Regions from separate parts of the Homo sapiens genome. Here region 2 is linked to region 1. The links are chromatin contacts, found by Hi-C or POLR2A ChIA-PET in ENCODE. All regions are on one chromosome and are shown on one strand. The core of a region is the stretch at or near the end of the contact, and the rest is flanking DNA. Distances in the headings are between cores, read along the strand shown. Region 1 holds the start of BMP8B (bone morphogenetic protein 8b). Region 2 overlaps PPIE (peptidylprolyl isomerase E).

Region 1 (5,757 bases), core at 1,201-3,700:
GCAGAGAGGTTTTCATCTATCAAACCAGCAGAGATTGATTTATTTATGTATTTAACAGTTATATCTAGTGTTGGTAAGGGTGATAGAAAATAAGCACCCTCGTGCTATTGGGGCAACAGATAATATGTATCAAAAACCATAAAAAGTGTATATGCTCTTTGATTCAAATATTCCATCTCTAGACGCCTGTAATCCCAGCACTTTGGGAAGCTGGGGTGGGCAGATCACCTGAGCCCAGGAGTTCAAGACTAGCCTGTCCAACATGGCAAAACCCTGTGTATACTAAAAATACAAAAATTAGCCAGGCATGGTGGTGCACGCCTGTAATCCCAGCTGCTCAGGGGGCTGAGGCACAAAGACCACTTGAGGCGGAGGCTGCAGTGAGCCAAGATCATACCATTGCACTCCAGCCTGGGTGACAGAGCAAGACTCCATCTCAAAAAAAAAAAAAAAAAATCCATCTCTAGAAATTCATCCTAAAGAAATCACCATGGATGTGCACAGATTATTCTACAAGATTGTTCATAACAACATAGTATATAATATAAAAATATAATTATCCCATAACATAAGCTTGATTAAAAAAATTATGATAACAATATGATGAAAAAATACCACGAAGCCAGTAAAAAAAGTGTGCAATAATTAATGGCATAGTGAAATACTGCAATATAACGTGAAGCTAATAAAGCAAATAAGATCCTGTTTTTTGTATGAAAAAATACACATACATGTAAGAAAAAGAGACATCAAATATTACCAGTGATTATCTCTGGAAACAGGGATTTGGGTGATTTTAAAATTTGTTGGGGGTAATATTTTTACTTTTCTGTACTGACCTGGCATAAGTTCCTTAATCGCTGTGTGCCTCAGTTTCCTCATTTGTTAAAAGAGGAGGTTCCAATGGTATGTACCCCCTGATGATGTGCAAAAGTGATTATGAAACTATTTTCAAAAGTTTCTACAAAAGCAAGTTACCTCTGTAATCAGGAAAAAGTAGTTCTTTTAGTGCTCTGAATAGTGTAATAATAATATTTATTTTATTTCATTTTATTATTTACCCTTGCAGAAATTTACTTCTTCGGTAAAAGACAGACTAGGCATGTGCTTAAGGAGCCAGCAAATGACCATTTACATTAATAATTTATTTAATATAGAAATTTTTATTGAAGTGATGACTTCTAAATGTGATTTTTGGGGGCATTATACACTTGCTTCGAGGTTTAATCTTCAATCCACATGGGGGGGCACCATAATCACTGGTGCCCAGGGCCCTCGTCTAGCCCCTGTGAGGCCCTTTGCAGTCCCTCCCTTGCCAGCCCCTCCAGCCTCCGCCATTTGCCCCGTGGGCTCTCCAGGTTCCACTTGAGGAGCTGCCCCCTGCCCCAGCCCAGCTCTACTGCTGTGTGACCTAGCGTAAGTCCCTTAACCGCTGTGTGCCTCAGTTTCCTCATTTGTTAAAAGAGGAGGTTCCAGTGGTAGGTACCCCCTGACGATGTGCAAGCATCACAGAAATGACACAAGACACACACTGAGAACATGCCTCGCGCGTGGCAAGTGCTGACTGTTACCTGCCATTATTAGGCTCCCCCGCCGGGGTCTCAGGGCCTTGGCACAAGCTCTTCCCTCTGCTTGGAGCACTTTCCTCCACTGACCTTTCCTGGCGCTCCAGGTCAACTCCAGGAGCCTTCCCAGTACAGTCTAGGTGCCTTCTCCTTCCGCAGCGCCTGAACCACACAGGAATAAGTAAGGCGAGAGCGCGCCCAGAGAAGAGCAGAGAGTGCAGAAAGGGGCTGAGTTAGTAGAGGCATTTCCGCGGGGATCCTTCTCCTGCCAGGCCTGCACCGGGGCCGTGGCGACTGAGAAGTGCACAGGTGGCTCCCGGGTGCTCCAGAAGGGCCCCAGAGCTCCTGGCCCGGCTAAAGGCAGGAGGCGGGTGCGCGTCTCCCCCGCGAAGCTGGATCAGTACTGGGGGCGCAGGGGGCGCACGCCGCGCAGCGAGGGCTGGCGGGGGCGGCCTGCCTGGGGCGCTGCCCAGGCTCACGCGGGAGCCAGGTGGGGGCGCGGGGAGGAGCAGCTGAGCAGGTGCCGGGAAGGAGGCGCCTGCAGCATGCCATGGCGACCCGCGCACGCGACGGCGGGGCGGCCGGGTGGCACCACTGGCGGGACCGGAAGGGCGCCGCGGCCCTAGGATCTCTGCGCCGAGGCCCGCGGCGGAAGCCACGACGGCCATGACCACGCTGACGCCCAGGCTGCGAGCCCCTCGCCCGGGCCGCCTGCCCACCCGCCACGCCCAGGTAGCACCTCGGGGTCTCCCCACCCGCGACACCGGCCGCAGCCCCGGGCCCCCTCGCAGGCGTGGCCCCCGCTCCCAGGCCCCGCCCCCGCCCCCCCATTGGTCAGTCCCGGGGTGGGGGCGGGCGACGCGGACCGCTGGGCAGGGCAGGGCAGGGACTCGCGGGAACCGCACCAAGCGGGTGGCTGCAGGAGCTCGCCCATCGCCCCTGCGCTGCTCGGACCGCGGCCACAGCCGGACTGGCGGGTACGGCGGCGACAGACGGATTGGCCGAGAGTCCCAGTCCGCAGAGTAGCCCCGGCCTCGAGGCGGTGGCGTCCGCGTCCTCTCGTCCAGGAGCCAGGACAGGTGTCGCGCGGCGGGCGCTCCAGGGACCGCGCTGAGGCCGCGGTCGCCGCCCGTCCCGCCCCGCCCCGCCGCCCGCCGCCCGCCGAGCCCAGCCTCCTTGCCGTCGGGGCGTCCCCAGGCCCTGGGTCGGCCGCGGAGCCGATGCGCGCCCGCTGAGCGCCCCAGCTGAGCGCCCCCGGCCTGCCATGACCGCGCTCCCCGGCCCGCTCTGGCTCCTGGGCCTGGCGCTATGCGCGCTGGGCGGGGGCGGCCCCGGCCTGCGACCCCCGCCCGGCTGTCCCCAGCGACGTCTGGGCGCGCGCGAGCGCCGGGACGTGCAGCGCGAGATCCTGGCGGTGCTCGGGCTGCCTGGGCGGCCCCGGCCCCGCGCGCCACCCGCCGCCTCCCGGCTGCCCGCGTCCGCGCCGCTCTTCATGCTGGACCTGTACCACGCCATGGCCGGCGACGACGACGAGGACGGCGCGCCCGCGGAGCGGCGCCTGGGCCGCGCCGACCTGGTCATGAGCTTCGTTAACATGGGTGAGTGCGGCCGCCCGCGCGGGGACCCTCGGAGTAAGCTGGCTGCAGGGGAGGGGCGCGCATCCGCGGGCTGTGCCGGGCCCTGGCCGAACGGGGAGTCACAGACGGTGGACGCGAACCACAGGGGAGTGGGACCGCCGTGGTTAGGGAAGGTCTAAGGGTCATGGGGGCCCCCTGGGCTGCGGGGTGGTCAGGAGCAGAGTGTGGGGGACTGTGGACTCCCAGGCGCTGCCTTCACCCTGCCCCAAACACACCCAGGAGTAAGAATCAGGTGATGTCTTTGCCCACCTGGGCTGCCCCGGGAAGACAGCCTGGTCCTGGGGAGACAGGTGAGTAAACAGAGGCCGGGATGCTGTCACTGTGATAAGGGCAGTACTGAGGAGAGGGACAAAGTTCAGCGTGGAAACCTGTGGTCACATCGGAGTGACCAGAGCTGAGTCGCGTGCCCTGAGTCCACAGCAGGCTCTTCTCTGTGCGGAGCCTGGGTGGGGTGCGGCTGTCAGGGGGGCGGCTGGGGAAGGAGCAAACTCAGCTCGCTGGGGCAGGGACTGTTGCCTTGTCACCCTGGGCCCAACACCTGGGATGTGATCTGGTATGGGGTGAGTGTCCAGTCCTGTGGAATGGTCCAGTGGGCAGCTGGACCCACTTTGTTCTCCCAGGCAAAGCCCGGCTTTTCCTGTCTGCAAATATCTTGTATCAAACCCTGGAGCTATTTATTCCCTAAGATCTCAGAGATTTTTTTTCCAGTACTAAACTCTTTGGTCTATGGTCATGTAGTTACTATTGGTCAGGTCACCCATCTGCTTTGCCTCCTGTCTGTGGCTAGTGACAGTCTGGGGTCTGGGGAACCAAGGACCACAGATCAGCCCAAAGTCGGGGAGCTGTGGGGCTGAGAGGAGGGAGAGGGTCCCTGGCCCCGGCCATCAGCCTCCCTCCACAGACAGCATCATTAATTCTTCATCCTCCCGACAACCCTGATAACAGCCACGGTCTTCATCCCCATCTCCCAGATGAGGACAGTGAGGCTCAGAGAGGCAGCGCCATGCCTAGGACAGCGCAGCCTCTACGCTGCTGAGCCAGGACAGGCCCAGGAAGCCTGACTGTCCATCCAGGGCTCAAAGAGATGACATTTCTGTTGTCAGGTCAGGCTTTCAAGGTGCAGAGACCTTTCTGAGGAGTCTGGGCTGAGGAAAACAGGGGACTGAGCCGCAGCAGGTTTTGTGGGGCCATCAGCCATTTGCTTCCTACACTAGGACAGAAGAGGGCATGGCCAAGCCTCTGCTTCCCGCAACCCAGAGCTGGTGGTGGAGGCGAGCAGCAGGAGGCAGCCATTCACCATCACTGAGCGCCCAGTGCCAGGGACAGGACTCTAGCCGGTGGGATCTGGATGCTGCCTTTGTAGTTAGAGGACAGGGTGGGGATGTGGGACAGAGGAGACCATCTGTGAAGCTGGGGCTGGGGCTCTGTCATCAGGACAGGCTGACACTGGGCTCAGGACCAAGAAGAGTTGTGGATGGAGTCGTCCAAGAATGTCCCCAGGGAGCCGCCCATCAGAATGCGTCACCACCCAGCCCACATCCGACCTCCCCTGGCATCCCCTGGGTCAAGGCATGCACAGCCTGGTGGGGCTATTGCTATGAATTGGGCAGGGCCTACCCCTCTGTGTGACCTTAGGAAAGTTCCTCACCCTCTCAGCCTTCGTTGCTCCTTGTAAAATGAGGTGCCTGGTGATCTGTCCTCAGGGTTGTTGTGTGATTGGTAGAGGGGCAGGAGTAGAAAGCCTGTGCTGCTCCCCTCAGAGGGTGAACCTGGACCTGGGCACTGTTGGCCCCAGGCCCTCCCAGCTGTGGCCTAGTTCGGAGGTGACAGGAACATCTCCACATGTCTTATACACATGTAAAACCTAGAAATGGATTCTAAAAGCCAATCAAAAAGTGTTTGTACCTGTTTTTAGAATGAAAAGTAGCATGTGAACTTTCACAGCCTTACAATTCCTCATTTAACTCATGTGAGACTGTTTTGCCAGCCCTGTTTCATGGGCTCAGAGAGGTTAAATAGCCAGCCCAGGGCCACACCGCACATCCGGGGTGACATCCACGGCTGTGGATTTCAAATCCCAGCTTCTTCCCACACCAGCTTTGTGCATTTCATGAAGACTTGGGGCCTCCAGCGCTGCGAGATTAACAAGCAGATCATTGTTAGTGGAAGCCCAGGCTGTGGGTGGGCGCAGCCAGCTGTCAGAAAGGCCTTCTTTATTCTGCTGTGCTAACTGCACTAGTAGAACTCTCTCAGTTAGAGTAGCTTTAACTGGTAATTACTGAGGCTGGGTGGGGCGGTGGGGGGGCATGGATTAGACACATACCAGGATGCTCTCCATGTTTGGAGGCCCCTGGAGGTTGGTGGCCCTTCTCCTGCCTCAGCCTCCCGAGTAGCTGAGATTACAGTCATGTGGGCAGAGGCCACCACGGGATCTAATAGCAGGGTCACTGTGGTGTCACCGCCCACACGCAGGCTCCCACACCTGCTCCTGCCGGCTCCACCTCTCCTATCAGCTTCATCTGACTCCTGAATAGCCAGGTCTGGTGCCCGTAGGG
Region 2 (5,757 bases), core at 1,230-3,729, 34 kb after region 1:
AATGACAGTTGACAGGAAGAGAGGACGCATACAACAGGCAAAAGAGGAATGCCCAGCAGTCTTGGTCCTTGCGGTGCAATACTGGCCTTGAGGCCAAGTCAGCAGGGGATTCGTAGTCACTAACTTCTAACTGAGGCAGGGAAGTAACATGTTCTGGAAAAGGTCCAAAGAAACAGGAATAGAGGCAGTGTAGCAAGAGGCAGATTTTTGGTGCCAAATAGATTTGAATCCTGGTTCTGCTTCTTCCTTTGTAGAGTATGATATTGGTTCTTTCCTCCCAAAGCTATTATAAAGACTAAATATGTACACAAATCTTTGGGATGTCTGACATATAAATGCTTAACAATAGGTATTTGCTGGTATTATTACAAATGAATTTGCTTATTTTTGAGCCACTTCTATGTCTGTCCATTAAACCAAAATGTGTTCTGCAGGTGATGATGTATTTATTTCAGAGCTGTGCTCTTTCCTAAACCATCTACACATGGCATCCCTCAGAGGGCGGGACTTGTATTCTTATAGCCTTTAAAGGCCTAGCAAGTGTCACTTGTGGCAGCGGCTGTGAAACTTTGCTGTGTTCCCAGACAATGGGATCCCATGTCCTGCTGAGAGAGGTCTGTACCCACCAGGTGTCTTGGGTGGCAATTTGCATGGGGGAACTGCCCATCCAGGTCAACTGCTTGGCCCCCTTTTTGAAAGGAACCCTGGATGGGCACTTGACCCCCTTTTTCAAAAATGTCTTTCACTTCTCAAAAAAATAATGCAGTTTTGGAGGAAAGTGGGATATATAAAAAATAAAATACAATTCAAATCACTACAGTCCCACAAGTCAAATAAACACACTATTAATATTTTTGTGGCTTTATTTCTAGGCTTTTTTTCTTAAGATATACAAATACCTATGCTTACATATTACAGATATTTTTACAAAATTGGGATCACACTGTACTATATATGTTTCTTTGTGATGTGCTTTTTCTACTTTAGTTTCCCATCACTGAACTCTACAAGACTCCATTTTCAACAATAAAAAGTTGGTTCTATAATTCCTTCTTCAGAGGTTGCCGTGAGGCTGCCATGACTGCAACAGATGCTGGGAGCACCTGGAGGCGGCTGTCATGCTGTTGGAGAGGACACTCCAACAGCCACAGCACTGATCCTGGGCCTGCCATCCCTGGTTTCAGCCTTTGTAACCGTTTCAGGGCCAGCATGTGGGGACTCAGATGGGGCTCAACTCTGAATGAGTTAGGGGGGAAATGAATCAGCAAAAGGAAGCCCTGTGCCCAGTCCTGGTGCTGGTCCAGCAATGGGAATGTGGAATGGGGAGGCCAGTTGGGACAGGAGCCACACAGTCCCAGGGAAAGCCGCTTTGCTCTCCAGGCTGCAGGAAAGGACGCCCACAGAGCCACTGGCTCCACTTCCCAGAGAGGTCAGAGTTTTCCCGAGGCAGCCAGGTGCAGCTGCTGCATGGTGCGTAGCCGAAGCAGGTGGCCAGGCTGTGGGGCATGCCACTGCCCAGCTCTGGGGCTCCCCTCCCTTCTGGCCTGGAAGAGCAGGGTCTTGTCTCCTGTGTCTCTCCACACAGGTCCTGGCCAATCATGGGGACCATGACTGTGTCACTCCCCAGGGCTGTGGACCCTGCCGCCACAGATTGAGGCTAAAGCCTAGTAAACCTCCCAGGACTCCATTACTACTGAAGAGAGACAGGCTGGGCTTCTAATCCCAGCTCTGCCAAACCACCCTGTGTGACCTTTGGCAGTCACGCCAATAAAGCCTCAGTTTACCTGTGCAGGGTTCCAGTGTGCATTCAATAACATCTGTGAACACCCAGGAGGAACACTGGGAGAGGAGTCCACACCCAATGGCTCCAAACCTGCTGAGCTTTCAGAACTGCCCACTGGCCTCCACCTCCCCAGAGTATCAGGGAGGAACAGAGTGACAAGGTTGTCACAGGAGTCTGTCCTTTTATGGGAGGCTGGCTGTGCTTTTTCTACACACTCTCTCCTGGTTCTCGTCCAAGCACTGAAGTCAGTGCTATCATCCCCAGCTTCATAGATGCCTGCCTAACACCTGTGACTGACCTCTGATGGCCATTATTTGCACTCAGAGAAGGGGCTGTGCTTTGAGGGAGGGTCTCTTTTGGAAGCTCCATAGGGGTGAGGGGTAACCATGTAGTATATCCCAGCTACATGGAGCCTGAACTCAGTCAACTGTAGCAGCTGGAGCTCACAAAGTCCAGTCGGCACATGGGAGCCAGAGGTAGGGCAGAATGCCACCATCCCTCAGCAAGAGCTATCCTAGGGTCATGAGGACCACCTAGCCTCTCCTGCCTCCTGGCTCATCCAGATCTCAATCCAAGATGCAAAAGCTCAGCTCAGTGGATTCTGAATGGTCTGAGTGACCCAACCCACAGGAGGTGTCCAACAGCTACAGGACTCAGTCCCTGCTAAAAGCCTTCAGCAGATGAGATTCTTTATAACCGCCTGGCTGACCAGCATCTGGAGGGGGAGTGGAGAGAAGCCAGCTCCAAGAAGTGGCTGCACACAGGAGAGCCAGACTGTGAGCTCAGCAGGGGGTGGGACCATTTGTTCTCTTCAGTGGCTGGCAATCCTGTTTTGTAAAGGCTCAGATAGTAAGTATTTTAGGCCTTGGGACTGTGATGGTCTATTTTGTGTGTCAATTTGGCTAGGCCATGGTATCCAGTTTTTAGTCAAACACTAGTCTAGATGTTGCTGTGATGATGGTTTCTTTTTTTCAAGACAGGGTCTCCCTCTTGTCACCCAGGCTGGAGTACAGTGGCATGACCATGGCTGACTGCAGCCTCAACCTCCCAGGTTCAAGCGATCCTCCCACCTCAGCCTTCTGAGTAGCTGGGACTATAGGTGTGCACTACCATACCTGGCTTTTTTTTCTCCCCCTAGAGATGGGGGTCTCTACATTGCCCAGGCTGGTCTTGAACTCCTGGGCTCAAGTGATCCTCCTGCCTCAGCCTCCCAATAGTGGTGGAATTATAGGCATGAGCCACCATGCCTGGCCTATTTTTTAGATGGATTAATATTTAAGTCAGTAGAGAGTAAAGCAGATTACCCTCCATAATGTGGGTAGGCCTCATCCAATCAGTTGAAATTCTTAAGAGAAAAAAGACTGAGATCACTGGAGGAAGAATTCTGCTTCCAAACTGCCTCAGAGCTGAACTGCAACATCAGTTTTTTTCCTGAGTCTCCAGCCTGCTGGTCTGTTGTGCAGATTGCAGACTTGCCAGCTCCTACCACTGCTTGAGCCAGTTCCTTAAAATAAATCTCTTTCTACATATATACACACCCTATTGGTTCTGCTTCTCTAGAAAACCCTAATACAGGGACCATAGCCTGTATTGTGTCTATAGCCCCTTACGCACCTCTGCCACTGCAGTAAGAAACCACCATGGACAATATGTAAATAAATGGACGTGGCTGTGTTCCAATAAAACCTGATTCATAAAAACAGGCAGTGGGCTGGATTAGGCACATGTAGTTTGTTGGCTTCCTGTCTCCTGACAAATAGGCATAGTACTTGGCACAGAGAAGGCACTTTGAGTTATAAAAATTTCATTTTTTAAAATCTGTAGGGTGAAAGTGAACAAATAAACAAATGAACCACTGAGAGTACACTTGCTGGCTGTAAGGCCGGCAGCTGGGTTTAGGAGCAGAGGCAGCAGAAGACCGGAGCTTTCCAGTCTTTAATTTCCGTTGCCCTGACATCGATGCCTGGTGTGAAGATACATCACCTGACATCTAAGGGGATCGGCCCAAGGGAGGAAATGAAAGCTGTGAAAAAGATGCTCTGCTCTCCCCACTCACCAGCCTGCCTCAGAGGTCCAGCTTAGCCACAGACACAATCTCTGACAACTCCCAAGAACTAGCAGGAAGAGCAATATAAGAACTAGGGTTTATTTTAGCAAAGAAAACACGTAAGAGCCACACTGGTAGTCCCAGGAGAGGCCCAGCAGCAAATGCTGAGAAAAGCCAGTGGCTTTTTGCACAGCCTGCCCATGGTGGAGGGGAGCACCTGAGCTGGCTCCTGGGCCCACAGCTGTGCCTGGGAATAGTCCAGGCTGTGCCTGCAGAGGAGCTGCTCCAAGCAGACCCTGAGGAAGGGCACATATCCCAAATGCTGCTTGCTTCAAACAGGCACCCTCGGTGCTGCCTCCTCTGAGGCTGGCAGTTCCTTCCTGGATATGCAGGGTCAAGAGCGGAGGGGGAAGCAGAGAGAGTGCCGCCTCACACGTACTCCCCACAGTCGGCGATGATCACCTTCTGCTTTGGCTTCCCGTCCTTGCTGCCCTGGGCCTTTGTGGCAGAATAGAAGTGAGGGAGTAAGGCCGGAGACTAACAGTGGTTTAGGGATACCAACCCCTGCCTGCCCATTTGCCCACTTCCACCCCGGAACCTGGGCAGCAGCAGCCCCTCCCGCTGGACACAGCCCCTGGCCATCTCTCTCAGGCCACAGAGACTCTCCAGCCCTCACACAGGGCTGTGCTCCTAGGGCCTGGGTAAGGAGGAGGCCCATTCCTGGCCACATACCTCAATTTGCCGCAAGACATCTAGGCCTTCGGTGACCTCTCCAAACACCACATGCTTGCCATCCAGCCAGTCTGTCTTGTCACATGTCAGGAAGAACTGAGAGCCATTGGTGTTTGGGCCAGAGTTGGCCATGGATAGTAGACCTGAGGGAGAGAACAACCATCAGCTCCCCGAACCCTGGCTACCAGCCCTTAAAGGACGTCTGTGCAGGCTGTTGACAGCCCTTCAGCCAGTCAGGCTCAGACTCGGGGATGCACAGATCACATGCAAATGCGGCCACCTTATCTTGGATTCAGTTAATAGTCAGTGAAATGGTAAGTGAGGTGTTTCAATCACTTTATACTGGTCTGTTCTTTCATTAATTCATTTATTTAACAATTAAGTGTCTACTTGACAACCAGGTCCCTGTTAAGCCCTGGGAACACTGATGAGCAGAACATAGTCCAAGCTCTGGTGGAGCTCACAATCAGTGGAAAAGAGCCATTCAAAATGACAGCTATGACACAGTGAGGCCTGGTAACATGGACATTTGTCACGTAAGAGAATGTACATGTATATGTGTGTGTCTGTGTGTGTATGTGTACATGTATGTATGTGTGTGTGTGTCCACAATGACTCCTAAGTTTCTGATCAAGCGGCTAAGTGGATGGTGGAGTCATTTATTGAAACAGGGAAGAGGAGGAGGAAGAGTTTAGGGGAGAAGGCCAAGAGCTGTTTTAGACATGTAAAGTGTGAGATGCTCGTGGGATATCCAGTGAAGACAACAGGCAGGCAGTTGGACAGGAGTCTGGAGCTCAGGGAGCCATCAGCATGCAGATGCCAGTCTGCACAAACTTAACTCAGAGATACCGCTGAAAGCCCTGGGACCGGGTGTGACTGCTTAGGGCACTGCTTCTCAGTGGGGTTGGTGTCCTGTCCCTAGGAAACCTTTGGAAATCTGAATTTACTTTTTTTGAGATGGGGATCACTCTGTCACCCAGGCTGAGTACAGGAGTGCATCACAGCTCACTGTAGCCTCAATCTCTGGGGCACAAGCAATCCTCTCACCTCAACTCCCAAGCGGCTGAGACTACAGGCGTGCACCACCACACCTGGATAATTTTTTTATTCTTTTTTCAGTAGATATAGGGTCTCACTATGTTGCCCAGGCTGGTCTCGAACTCCTGAACTCACGTGATCCTCTGGCTTTGGGCTG

The links. A loop is a pair of places that touch in the nucleus more often than their neighbours do. ChIA-PET counts read pairs that join two places held with the same protein, here RNA polymerase II (POLR2A). Pooled maps may share reads with other maps.
Region 2: a loop to region 1 is called in a pooled map, with 1.9 times the contacts of the local background. The contact joins the enhancer-like site here to the promoter of BMP8B in region 1. A Hi-C loop is called at or near these places in 3 of 50 pooled maps. POLR2A ChIA-PET finds 5 or more read pairs at or near these places in 8 of 52 experiments (AG04450, HCT116, HEK293T and 5 more).

Annotation. Positions count from the first base shown.
Region 1 is chr1:39,785,558-39,791,314 of GRCh38, reverse strand. It overlaps BMP8B (bone morphogenetic protein 8b), which reads left to right and starts at 2,450. Exons shown (of 7, transcript NM_001720.5): 1 at 2,450-3,163. The coding sequence starts at 2,830. LOC101929536 (a long non-coding RNA gene) reads right to left here and starts at 2,339. Exons shown (of 1, transcript NR_135805.1): 1 at 1,144-2,339. RefSeq lists an enhancer at 1,843-2,344 and a silencer at 1,899-2,498.
Region 2 is chr1:39,751,858-39,757,614 of GRCh38, reverse strand. It overlaps PPIE (peptidylprolyl isomerase E), which reads right to left. Exons shown (of 10, transcript NM_006112.4): 9 at 4,563-4,705; 10 at 846-4,328. The coding sequence ends at 4,260. BMP8B (bone morphogenetic protein 8b) reads left to right here. Exons shown (of 7, transcript NM_001720.5): 7 at 1-433. Among named protein-coding and RNA genes, the nearest start is that of PPIE, 16 kb to the right of the region's middle. Within about 2 kb of position 2,479, at least 3 of the 41 ENCODE cell types and tissues checked have a DNase peak (open chromatin) inside an H3K27ac peak, as active enhancers do.